Linked DNA regions of Mus musculus: region 1 is linked to region 2. Evidence: chromatin contacts called from ENCODE POLR2A ChIA-PET data. All regions are on one chromosome and are shown on one strand. Each heading gives the region's core, a stretch centred on a gene start or an enhancer-like site at or near the end of the contact. The rest is flanking DNA. Distances are from core to core; before and after follow the strand shown. Region 1 holds the start of Syngr4 (synaptogyrin 4). Region 2 holds the start of Cyth2 (cytohesin 2).

Evidence for each region. ChIA-PET counts read pairs that join two places held with the same protein, here RNA polymerase II (POLR2A).
Region 1: POLR2A ChIA-PET joins it to region 2 with 34 read pairs in Patski. The contact joins the promoter of Syngr4 here to the promoter of Cyth2 in region 2. POLR2A ChIA-PET finds 5 or more read pairs at or near these places in 2 of 5 experiments (Patski and embryonic stem cell).

What each region holds. Positions count from the first base shown.
Region 1 is chr7:45,893,070-45,898,945 of GRCm38, forward strand. It overlaps Syngr4 (synaptogyrin 4), which reads right to left and starts at 3,642. Exons shown (of 5, transcript NM_021482.2): 1 at 3,539-3,642; 2 at 2,622-2,822. The coding sequence starts at 2,714. It overlaps Tmem143 (transmembrane protein 143), which reads left to right and starts at 4,000. Exons shown (of 8, transcript NM_144801.2): 1 at 4,000-4,032; 2 at 4,366-4,597. The coding sequence starts at 4,010.
Region 2 is chr7:45,811,774-45,817,063 of GRCm38, forward strand. Cyth2 (cytohesin 2) reads right to left here and starts at 2,543. Exons shown (of 13, transcript NM_011181.3): 1 at 2,325-2,543; 2 at 1,236-1,383; 3 at 1,074-1,140; 4 at 407-525. The coding sequence starts at 2,343. Kcnj14 (potassium inwardly-rectifying channel, subfamily J, member 14) reads right to left here. Exons shown (of 3, transcript NM_145963.2): 3 at 4,694-5,290.

The DNA of each region.
Region 1 (5,876 bases), core at 2,392-4,891, 82 kb after region 2:
GGACAGAAGGCACCAGGAAGTGGTGTGTGGCAGTCATAATTCCTCTGTTCTCACAAGGAAGAAAGACAGTGTGGCACCAGTCCCTGCCATGCCAGGTTCCTCCAGCCCTCTCCTCCCTCACAGTCGAGAGTTATTCCAGTGACAATGCTTGCTATTTAAGGAGAGCTCGTCACATGCCAGCCCCCCACTAAACAGCCTGTCTATGTATTGCTTTCTTTCATCTTCACAGCAGTTCTGCCCAGGAGGCGGGTATTAGGACTCTCTGGATCCAGATGAGGACACAAAGGTTCAGAGATGTTTCAGGTCACACAGGTATAGTCTGACCATGTAAACTACTGAGCCAAAGGGGCATCTCTGGGAATGAGAGGTACTGATGCTGGTGATGGTGGTAATGTCATAGACAGCCCAGCCAACAGGGTAGCATGTCCCTCCAATGGACACATGGCTAGGATGGACCTCAAAGCCAGTCCTGTCTGGACTCTGTTCGAGAGGACAGAGAGAAGACACTCTGGCCTGGGAACCCGAGGAAAGACTTTGGCGTTTAACCCATGGAGGAGGAGATGAATGCTGACTTCCTAGAGACTCTCTGTGAAGAACCAGGTCAGAGGGTTGCTCCTGCTCCCACAGCCCTATCTGATCTCACCATTGCCTCAGTTGTCAGTTCTGTTCAGGGGTAACAGCACAACTAGTACAGGCTGGCTGAGCATGGTAGCTCATACCTATAATCTCAGCACTCAGGGAGGCTCAAGCAGGAGGATCATTGTGAATCCAAGGCTCACTTGGGCTAGGCTACAAATTAAGACCCTGCCTCAAACAACAAAGACAAACAAAAGACAGCAGAGACATAAAGCAGGGTGTGCACTAGTTCAGTGGTTAGGGTCACTGTGAGTGGTGGTTTGGAGTTCAGTGGTTAGGGACACTGTGAGTGGTGGTTGGATGAGAATGACCCCCACAGGCTCAGGTGCTCAGGTTGTTGGTTTTGTTCTGTGTTTGTTTTGAGGCAGGGTCTTTCTGTGTATTTTTGGCTGCTTTGGAGCTTGCTATATAGACCAGGCAGGCTTCAAACTCAGGCAGATCCTTCTGCTTCTGCCTCTATAGTGCTAGGATTGAAGGTGTGTGGCACCACACCTTGACCAGGCTCATATATTTGAATGCTTGGTCCTCAGTTGGTGAAACTGTTTGGTAAAGATGAGGGGTGTGGCCTTTTGGAAGGAAGTGTGTCACTAGGGGTGAAGTTTTGAGTTTTCAAGTGCCCATGCTACCCCAGTTCTCTCTCTCTCTCTCTCTCTCTCTCTCTCTCTCTCTCTCTCTCTCTCTCTCTCTCTCTCTCTTCCTCTCTTCAACTTGCAGATAAGAGGTAAGTTCTCAGCCACTTCTCCAGCACCATGCTTGTCTGCCTGCTGCCTTGCTCCCTGCCATGATGGTCATGGACTCCCCCTTTGAAACGACAAGCAAGCCCCCAATTAAATGCCTTCGTTTCTGAGTTGCCTCGGTCATGGCATCTCTTCACAGCAATAGAAAAGAAACTAAGACTCACAACAGACTCCAACGCCAGTTCCAGGTGACCTGAGCCCCTATGGCCTCCACCACCACCTGCATGCCTGTGGCGCACATAAACTCATGAAGCCACATATATATGCTTCTAAAATCTTTAAAAGGAGAAGGAGGCAGTGTGGGTCGCAGCCCATAGACACAGATGGCCCTTGTACTGATGTTCAGAGAGAGGCAGTGGCTGGCTGGTTCTATTCCAAGGTTACATAGCACCAGTGGGCTGAATGGGGACTTTGCTCTCAGTGTCCAGATCCCTTGGGAAGATGGTAGTGATGCACAGAAAGCATCGGCATCACGCCTGGCACAGTGATGACTCACATCTGCTCCCTGAGTCTGGTGCTTGTGGTCCTCCCAGATCTATGCTTTTTTAAAAAAATAGATCTAGTCCCTGTTCACCCCTCCCCTACCTGAGAAATAGAAAATGGATGGGTCCTAGCATCTCCTAGAACCGAGTGGTGCTTCCCCCCTTTTGTGTTAACCTTAATGGATGCTGTCCCATGGAACTTCCTGGCATGGTGAAGTGGCCTGAATCTATGCTGTCCAACTGGAGACTCATAAGGCACCTTTGGCAACTAAGCCCCTGAAATATGGCCACCATGATTGCAGAGCAGCCCATTTGAATCCCATTTGATGAGTTGGAATTGGAGTAGCACCCGTGGCTTGTGGCTACTCCACTGGACAAGCAGTCTTCAAACACTGATGCCATTTATCAAAATTATGGGGTTTTTTGGGGGGGTGGCTTTACTTTTCTTCGCCTTTGAAAGGGTTCTTTTTCACTTTTTCCATTTTCTTACACTGTAACCCAGGCTGGCCTCAAACCTATGTCAATCCTCCTACCTCAGTCTTTTATGTGCTGGTGTGACAGATTTGAGAGGCCCTTTGAGGAGCCCCAGGTTTGAGGGGCTCTTTCTTGTGATGACTCGGTTGATGCTGACAGTGGCTAGTGACCAGATACTCAGTAAAAGGTGGCTTCAGTTTTGGGCTCCTGTCTGCTTCTCTCCCTCTCTGACCACACTGACCCCTTGCCCTCTTCCTGGATGTCGCCTGTGTCCTGACCCCTGGGGTCTCACCCCTCCGAAGATCCTTGAGATGCTCTTTGGTCTCCTCAGAAAGCGCACAGTCTCATTGTCTGCCAGGTCGTGGAGGCTTTCAGGGAGGTGCATAGTGGCTGCTCTTCTTTGGGTGTCCCGGGAGGTAGGGGCAGGGGTGTTGGGTGCTGCTTTCTGGGCACCACTTCCTGTGTGCCTCAGACCCACCTCAAGGCTCAGCTACTGCAAGAAAAGAGGAATGGGAATGTCAGAGTAAAAGTGCTGGGAGTGGGGAGTACTGGCCCTTCCTTTGTGGGGATGGATAGGCTGAGGGGCTGTTAGGAGCCCTAGGAACAGAGGGGGTGGGCTGAAGGGGCTGGCTGCTCCCGTTTTCAGTTGTCAGGAATATGGGGTGAGAAACTGCTGGGTGGTCTTAGGTGCTGGAGATGAGACATGATAGGGTATGTGGGAGGTTCTGGAAATGGGAGCACGGCTGGAAGGCTGCTTCGGGGTTCCAGAAGTTGGAAATGTAGGCTGATGGGCTATTGGAGGTTTCAGGTGCTGATAAGGGGCCAGAGGGTTCTGAGGGCCCTAGATTTTGGGAATACAGGATGAGGGTGATAAGGGGTGGCAGGTCTGCTGGGCCCTCAGAGTGGGGTCAATAGGGGGACTGTAGACTGGTCCTTGAGGGAATGCAGCTACCCTAGGTATAGAAGACCACGTAGAGCCCAGCAATATTTGAGGTGTTCCCTAACTTGGGTCATTTTCCGTAACACCAGGCTTGCTTAGGCTTCAGCTCTGTTTCAGGATGACATATTGTCTTAAGACTGAAGCCTCAGAAACCAGCTGCCACTCGGTATGAGAGTCATGGCAACCTCCTTAGACTAGGGGCTTCCCTTCTAAGGACCTGGGGGCGGAAGTGCTGAGACCCCAAGGGGACGCTGGCTGAAGAGAACCACCTCTTCTCCGAGGGCCGAGGACCTGCGTTCCTCTTCTGCCTGCCTGGCTTCCTCTCCTGGTCCCGGGAGCCACCTCTAGCCTCTTTTTGGTTCCTCTTTTTCCCGCCTTTTCTGTCCTCTACAGATGATTGGCTGCAGCCAAGTCCCGCCCCTTTCCTTTCCGCCTATCCGAACTGACTATGGAAAGGGCGTGGTCTCGGCGGACGTTGGGCGGGTCGCCGTTGGCCGGGCGCGCGCGAGGGCCCGACCCAGCTCCAAATAGCGGACCACACGTCTTCAGCGCGTGCGCATTACCTTTAAAAAAAAAAAAAAAAAAAAAAAAAAAAAAGGACTAGCGATGAGGCATGCGCAGTTGAGATAAAGGCTATTAAATGGTTTCAAGCGGCTCAGGCTGTGCGCATGCGCCTTACTGCTTGCTGAAGCCAATCCTCTGGGCCTAGGACCTCTTACTGCACATGCGCAGAAGGCTCAATGACAGTCGCGCGTTGGTTAAGGTGAGGGCAGGGTGGGGGATTGCATGGCCCAGGAAGGACGGCCCAGCACCCGCTATTAACTTTTCCTAGTTTTTCAACACTCCTGAGCTCCACCTCATTGTTTAAGCTTCTCAGAGACCATTTGTACCGCTTCAGGGTCCCTGGGCCTGCAAGATACTCCAAACTACGACCTCTGACCCTATTCCGGAGCCAACCTAAATGTGCAGTGTAGAAGGAACCGGAAAGGGATTAGAGGGAGGGAGACTGGCCAGGAACTGTCCCCGAAGGGAGGGGTGTGTGGAGGTACTACCTCCAACTGACCTTTGACATCCCCCTTCATTTGCTTATGTTTAGGCTCTGGGAAAGGGGGCAGGCCATGTTGCATGTGACCTGGGGGTCCAAGGTCCGACTATGGTCCCTGGTGCCTGCTCTCCTCGGGACTCCCCGAGCTCTGTCGTCCCTGGAGAACAGGATGGGGGTGTACCGCAAGATGTGGAACCCCAAGGAGCCCTGCGACTGGGCCCAGCAGTACCGCGAGCGCTTCATTCCATTCTCCAAGGAGCAGCTGCTCCGCCTCCTGATACAGGTACCGCCCATCAGTGGTCTAAGGACCTAGAGACTACAGTTTCCAGCCGACCTCGCGACTGCACCACTATACCTGCTTTTGAGGTCTGCGCTAGCGCCCTCCTGGGAGTGTAGTTTCTGGTCCCTTTGGCGTTCCTAGTGGGTTCGAGAAAGTTGGAATGCAGGGGCTAGAAAGAACTCCAAGATGAGATGCCTAAAGATCTCTGGACTTGGGCTTCTTCTGGGGCCTTGAACAGGCACACTGGGACATAAGTTTTTCCCTTGAAATAGATGTAACTATCATCCTCATAATTCCTTTCTAGTACATAATAAATTTGTATCTGCAAAGCCATAATGATAATTATTATCACACCTTGAGCTCTTTATTCCGTGGCACCGTGCTAAGTGTTTGTAATGTATAGAGCCATCAGAACAACCCTGTGAGAGGCCACCATTATCCCATTTTACAGGTTTAAAGGCAGTGACCCATCCAAAGCTACAGTGAGTGGCCCATGCTTGCTTGACTCTAGAGTGCGCCCCTTACTTCACCCCTGATCTATTCCATAGCTTGAGCTCTCAGCCCTCCATCACTGTCAGATGATCATTAGTATAATAGTGATTTACTGAACACCTGCTGTGTCTACCAAGTCCCGTGCTAGATTTTATGCCCACATGCATACGTACAAGCACAAACAATCTCATCAAAAACTCCCCCTAGTGGCTGGAGAGATGGCTCAGTGGTTAAGAGCACTGACTGCTCTTCCAGAGGACCTGAGTTCAATTCTCAGCAACCACATGATGGCTCACAACCATCTGTAATGGGATCCGATGCCTTCTTCTGGTGTGTCTGAAGTCAGCAACAATGTACTGATATAAATAAAAATAATTTAAAAAAATTCCTCTAGTCAGCCTGAGAAGATGGCTTACCAGTTAGAAGCATTTGTTACTCTTGCAGAGGACCCAGGATCTGCTTCTAGTACCCACATGATAACTCACAACCACCCATAGCTCTAGTTCCAGGGGATCAGCCAGTGCCGCCTTCTGACCATTGCTGGCACATATGTGGTGCACATACATGCAATCAAAACACACATATATGTAAACACGCGATAAATTAGATTCTCTCTGGAGTCAGATGAGCCCATCATGACCCTCAGAAATGGCTTCACTGAACCTCAGTTTCCTCTTTTGAAAAACTGAAGTTTTAATTCCATCCACCCCGTCCCTTCTTTGGAGGATGATGTTCTGCAAAGGAAGAGCGGCTGCCACAGAGCACATGTTCTGTGGATGTGCGGCTGCCA
Region 2 (5,290 bases), core at 1,293-3,792:
AGCACACAAAGGACCTAATGTCACTTCTCTTAACTGTTCTCCTTAGAAGCCTTTATCTCAAGAGCTGGCCTTTATCTAAGCATTCACAAGCAATTCCCAGTTTCTACTTACTCACTTATCTACAGAGGGTTTCTATATACTTGTGACTCTGGCCCATGGCTCCAGACTTCCAGACAATCCACTTGTGAATACATGGTTAAGCCACTGACTTTCAGGCTTCAACAGTAACCACAAACATAAATGGTGCCCTGACTTACTGGATGTCTTCAGGCACCACTTCCCAATACTCTCAAGCTCCCACCAGAGCCAGTCAGTCCAGTGTATCCACCCAGTGGAGGCCACAGACCTGCTCTACCCCATGAGGTGCTAATGAGAGTGGGCGCACGGTCCAGGCCTGGCAGCTCACCTTTCCCCTAGGTAGTCCCCAATGGCTGTCTTGTTCAGCCCCTCGCCCTTGTACAGGAAGCGGGCAATTTCCTCAGGCGTGTTCTGCAGAAGTTCATGCTCCACCAAGAATTGGATCCCCTAGAGGAAGGGGGCCAGATGTGTGCCCAGGGCAGAGGTTCCTGCTCCCCACGGACCTCAGCATCCAAGCCCCCTCACCCTAACAGCATAATCACCTACACAGAGCTCTGCAGGCACCATCCCTAACCCAGGCCCTCAGCCTCTAAGGCTAATTCCAGCATGTCCAACCGGGTCTGCAAGGAGTAGGTTTGAAGGATAACTGGATACTCTACACACTACAATAAAGAAATGAAGCAGGTACCAGACACCTGTCCATCAAGCCATGAACATGGAATCCCTTCCTGGCTCTTCCTGTGTCGGGAAAACCCCTCTCTTACTGCCCTATCTCACCCTGAACTGTTAGCACTTCTATCTAGGGGATGCCTAGGCTATGACAGGGTCTTAGGATTCACAGCATTGCAAAGCACAGGGCCAGGCCCTCACTACACAGATAATCATGGAACAGATGTGTAGAGATCCAGAGTCTGCTGTCTAAAGGCTACCTATTGTCTTAACACTTCTAGAACCAGGGATATGAAAACCATGCCAGAGTCATCTTCCCCGCTAACCTTTTTGGGGTCCATGTTGAATTTCTTCCTGCCCATTGCCATCTTCCGGTTCCGCTGCAAGGTCTTACTGCAAAAGCAGGGTGGGGAGCAGCCAAGGGCCGATGCTTGAGCATCCAGGGCCCTGGCTAAGCCCCATGTCCCATGAGTGCCCACAGGCCTCACCTGCCCTCATTGGCCTCCAGACCCTCCACCTCGCTCATAGCTTCACTTAGCTCTTCTCGCAGGCGCTGGATCTCCACCAGCAGCTCCTGCTTGCGCCGCCGGATGTTCTCCAACTCCATGCGCTCCTCTGGAGTCAAGTCTGGGGGCTCTGGGGACCAGGGTCAAGAAATTAGTTCTGGGGGTCAGGACTCCTGCATCCTGAGAAAGGATTTGGGCTGGGGGCCTGGATTCCTGTCCAGAAGAGGAATGGGTACCAGAAGTCTGAGGAGAGGGAGTAAAACTGAGTCCTGAGTTTGTGTCAGAAGTGCCTAGGAATCCCAGCTCATAGGTCTGAGGATGAATTTCTGGGCCAATTACTTGAAAGGCAACCAGTCCCTGGGATTCTGGACCCATCACCACAATTAGAAACTCCTGAGTCTGAATTTTAGATGCTTTATTTGGAAGCCCTGGCTCCTTGGTCCCAACACAGTAGAACAGGATGCTTGGATATTGGAAACATTACTTGGAAGGACACAGGGCCTTGGACTCATGGCTTCATCATCAAAAGGGCTTTGGGGTCCTAGATCTCGGATGCAAATCTTGGAAAGACACCAGGACTCTGGCTTCTGGATCCACCACTGTAGGGATCCTAGCATGAACCTGGGGTGCATTTCTCGTAAGGGGGCCAGATTCTGGCTCCATCATGATGGGAAAGTTGGGGGTCCTGAATCTTGGGTGCATTTCTTGGAAAAGAAACGAGGTTCTGGTTCCGCCATAGCGGACAACGTGGCCTGGATCTGGGGTACACAGTAGAAACAAGCTACGGCAGCAGGACCCTGGGTCAGGGTCGGAAAGGACGGCGTTAAGCCTAGGTCCGCAGGAAGAAAGCCAGGCCGCCGCTCCCGCGGGTGTACGCCCCGCCCCGCTGCGCGCCCCGCCCCGCCCGCCGTCGCCGGAAGCGGGCTCGGCCCAAACAATGGCCCGGGACCCCCGGCTCTCGACCGCGCCGGAAGCCCGTCCCGCGCGCTGAAAGAAGCCTCGCCACTGCCCTGCTGTCCGCGGCGGGGCTCGGGAGCCGCTCCGCCCGCCCGCCCGCCTCGCCCGGCCTACCGTAGACACCGTCCTCCATGGCGGCTAGGAAGGCCCGCGGGGAGTCCGGGGCGGTTCCGCCGGCTGGGCCTGCGTCCGCGTCGGCCCGCGGGCTCGAGTGAGCCCGCTCAAACGCCCCAGGAGCCACCGCCGCCTCCTCAGCGCCCGTCCTCAGCGCCGAAAAGACTCTCCCTTCACGGCCCAACCGCCCGGCCGGTGGGGCCCGCCCCTTGCTTTGACACCACCCAATCTGCTGCGGGTCTCCCAGAATGCTCCGCCCCCTAGCCCCACAGGATCATTTCCAGGACCAATAGGCACACAAGAAGGAGATGCAGGCACGTACAGCTGGCGATAGACTGCTAGCCTGACCAATCGGACTGTGGGTAGTGTGCTCGGTCCCGCCCCCGAAACAAAGGAAAATCCTTGGCAGCTTTATCCTCCAATAAGAAAATTGATAAAGAAGTGACCAGGAGGTGTGGCTTCATGGAGAGGGGAGATTGCGCCTGCGCACAAGCCAGACTAGCGGTACTTAACCCTCCACCCCCCCCCAACAGGCATTCGTTGTTAGGGGGCGGTGCTTTGTTAGTTTTGTTGTCAAGGGCGGGGTCTCAACCTTGGGTTGCAGCTCGAGCCACACCTCCTGGCCCTCCACGCTAGCTTTTGACCGCAGTGGTTGCCAAGCAACTGCGAGCCACACAGGTCGGTCTTTTTGCCTCCTTTCTCAGGGTAATTCTCTGCAGGTCGCTATCTCTGAACCCTTTTCATACCTCTACATGAGACTTTCCTACATACCTCAAATCTCCTCAGAATCAAAGGATGGTAAATAAAAGCATTCTTTCTTCCAAATGTTATGGTATTGGGTACCGTGAATGCGCGGTGACTCTTCCTCCTAAACTCTCCCTCTTAGCTTCCTCTTCCTAAAATCCTGCCTTCCCCAGGCATTCTCCCAAGACACCCCTTTTTCCTCAGAATCTTCTGCCTGGCACTCTGTCAACTCTCCAAGACCCTGTGCTTAAAGTCCTCCTTCCACCCAACCTTTTCAGTTCCCACACTCCTGCCCCCCCCCCTTTTTTTTTTCTTTTCGAGACAGGGTTTCTCTGTCCTGGAATTCACCCTGTAGACCAGGCTGCCCTCGAACTCAGAAGTCCTCCTACTTCTGCCTCCTAAATGCTGGGATTAAAAGGCGTGCGCTACCACTGCTCGGCTCACTGCTCTTCTTAAACTCATTCCTCCACACATTATTCTCCTCTTTACAGGGAAAGCAGTGAGGGGCCTGTGTGATGGGGAACTCCGGCACACTTGTAAATCCCAGGCCCATGATGGGGCTTCCAGGTCTTGTCCTCATTTGTGTCCCTGAGCTGCTCAGGTGGGGGCGGATTCTGGGCCAGGACTTGGGTAAGCCTCTGGATTAGTCACGGAGCCTCCTAATCCCCTCTGTGACCTTTACGACTGGCGTGACCCATGCCTTCTCTTCTGGAGACCCTGGGTACACCAGTTCTACCCAGTTCTCTCTTTTCATTAGAATCCCATGTCCCTGCCTGTTCAGCCCAACCAACTTAGCATCCTTCTCCGCCATGGTCTCCTTTGTTCCCAGTCCCTGCCCTGGACTTGGAGGTGGGAGAGCTGCCAGCTAATTAATCCTGTCCGGTTATTAACTGGGGATTCTGAAGGATAAAGCAAGATGAGAACCAGAGGAGGGCATGGGTGGACTCAGCACTCAGGCAAGCCAGTGCCAGCGATGGTGCTGGCTCCCAGTAGGGAACATGAGTGAGGACACCTCTGCTTTCTGGCAACTCCCCTGAGGCTGGCCCTCAGCCTGCTGAGCACTTAGGCGGCTGCACCAATGGGTAAAGGCCAAGAACAGAGACCCACAATTTCAGAAATACAGGTACCCTGCCAGAGCTCCGGGGCCTTCATACAGTGACAGGGTTCCCCCTGTGAACACCTCCACTTCTCACAGTGGATATACCCTAGAGACAACTGCTGCCTCTCCCATCCCCAGCCCCTAAGCTGGAGCAGGGAAATGGTGACACTGGCCCCTGGTGATAGCCCATGCTTTTTGCTCGTTCTGAATCTAAGTACATGGATCCAGCCATCAAGTCAGTGTCCCCTCCACTACCCCTGGAAGGCTGTTTCAGCATGAGGGTAGGGAGAGGAAATCTCAGGACCTACACTGTATCTTAGCCTCTGTAGGGTGAAGGACCACCCTGCCAGGAGAACTGTGGCTGTTGTTACAGGGAAAACAGAAGCATCACGAGGAGAGATTTGCCTAAAGTCCTGAAGTTACTTGTAGCTGCTGGGATCTAAATGAAGTGAGCCTTCCCGGATCTCTGCAGGACTCCAATTAGCTTGGGGCTTTTCACATCTTACTACAGAACAAACAGAAAAGATAGAGATCTGTATTTATATCATATATAATACACATCTGTATAATATCTGTGAGAAAGAGACACACATCACTAGGTATAGTAATCCAGGATATTTTAGGCTTGCCGGCCTCAGCCTCTTCCTTCCCTTTTCCATTCGTTAGCTCTGTGATCGTCCAGGCTCTTGCTTGCAAGCTCCACCCAGAGCAGTGTCTACCTCCTAGAGCTGTCAGGCTGTCCATCTGAAGGTGACTAGGACTTCTAGGCTTTGGGACAGGACAGCGCTGGTCTCTGGAGTTTTGATTCCTTTTGGCATTACAGAACCATAGCAAGCCAGCCAAGGTCATGGAGGTCCCCAGCCCTGCTAGGCAGAGCGGAGCCAGCAAATCACAGACAGCTAGGATCCCACCCGGACTCTGATCAGCCCTGAACCACAGAACCTGATTCCTTTGGATGCTCTAAGAATGGCACTTCAAACAAAAACAAAATTCACCCTGTGGATCATGGAGAAGCCAGACCTACCTACCCCCTCTAGCCGGACCCTACACAGCCAGTCCTCCAGAGTCCTCCGGGATCTGGAACCTTCGTGTGTCAGCTTAGTCCTTCCACACTCAGAAACCT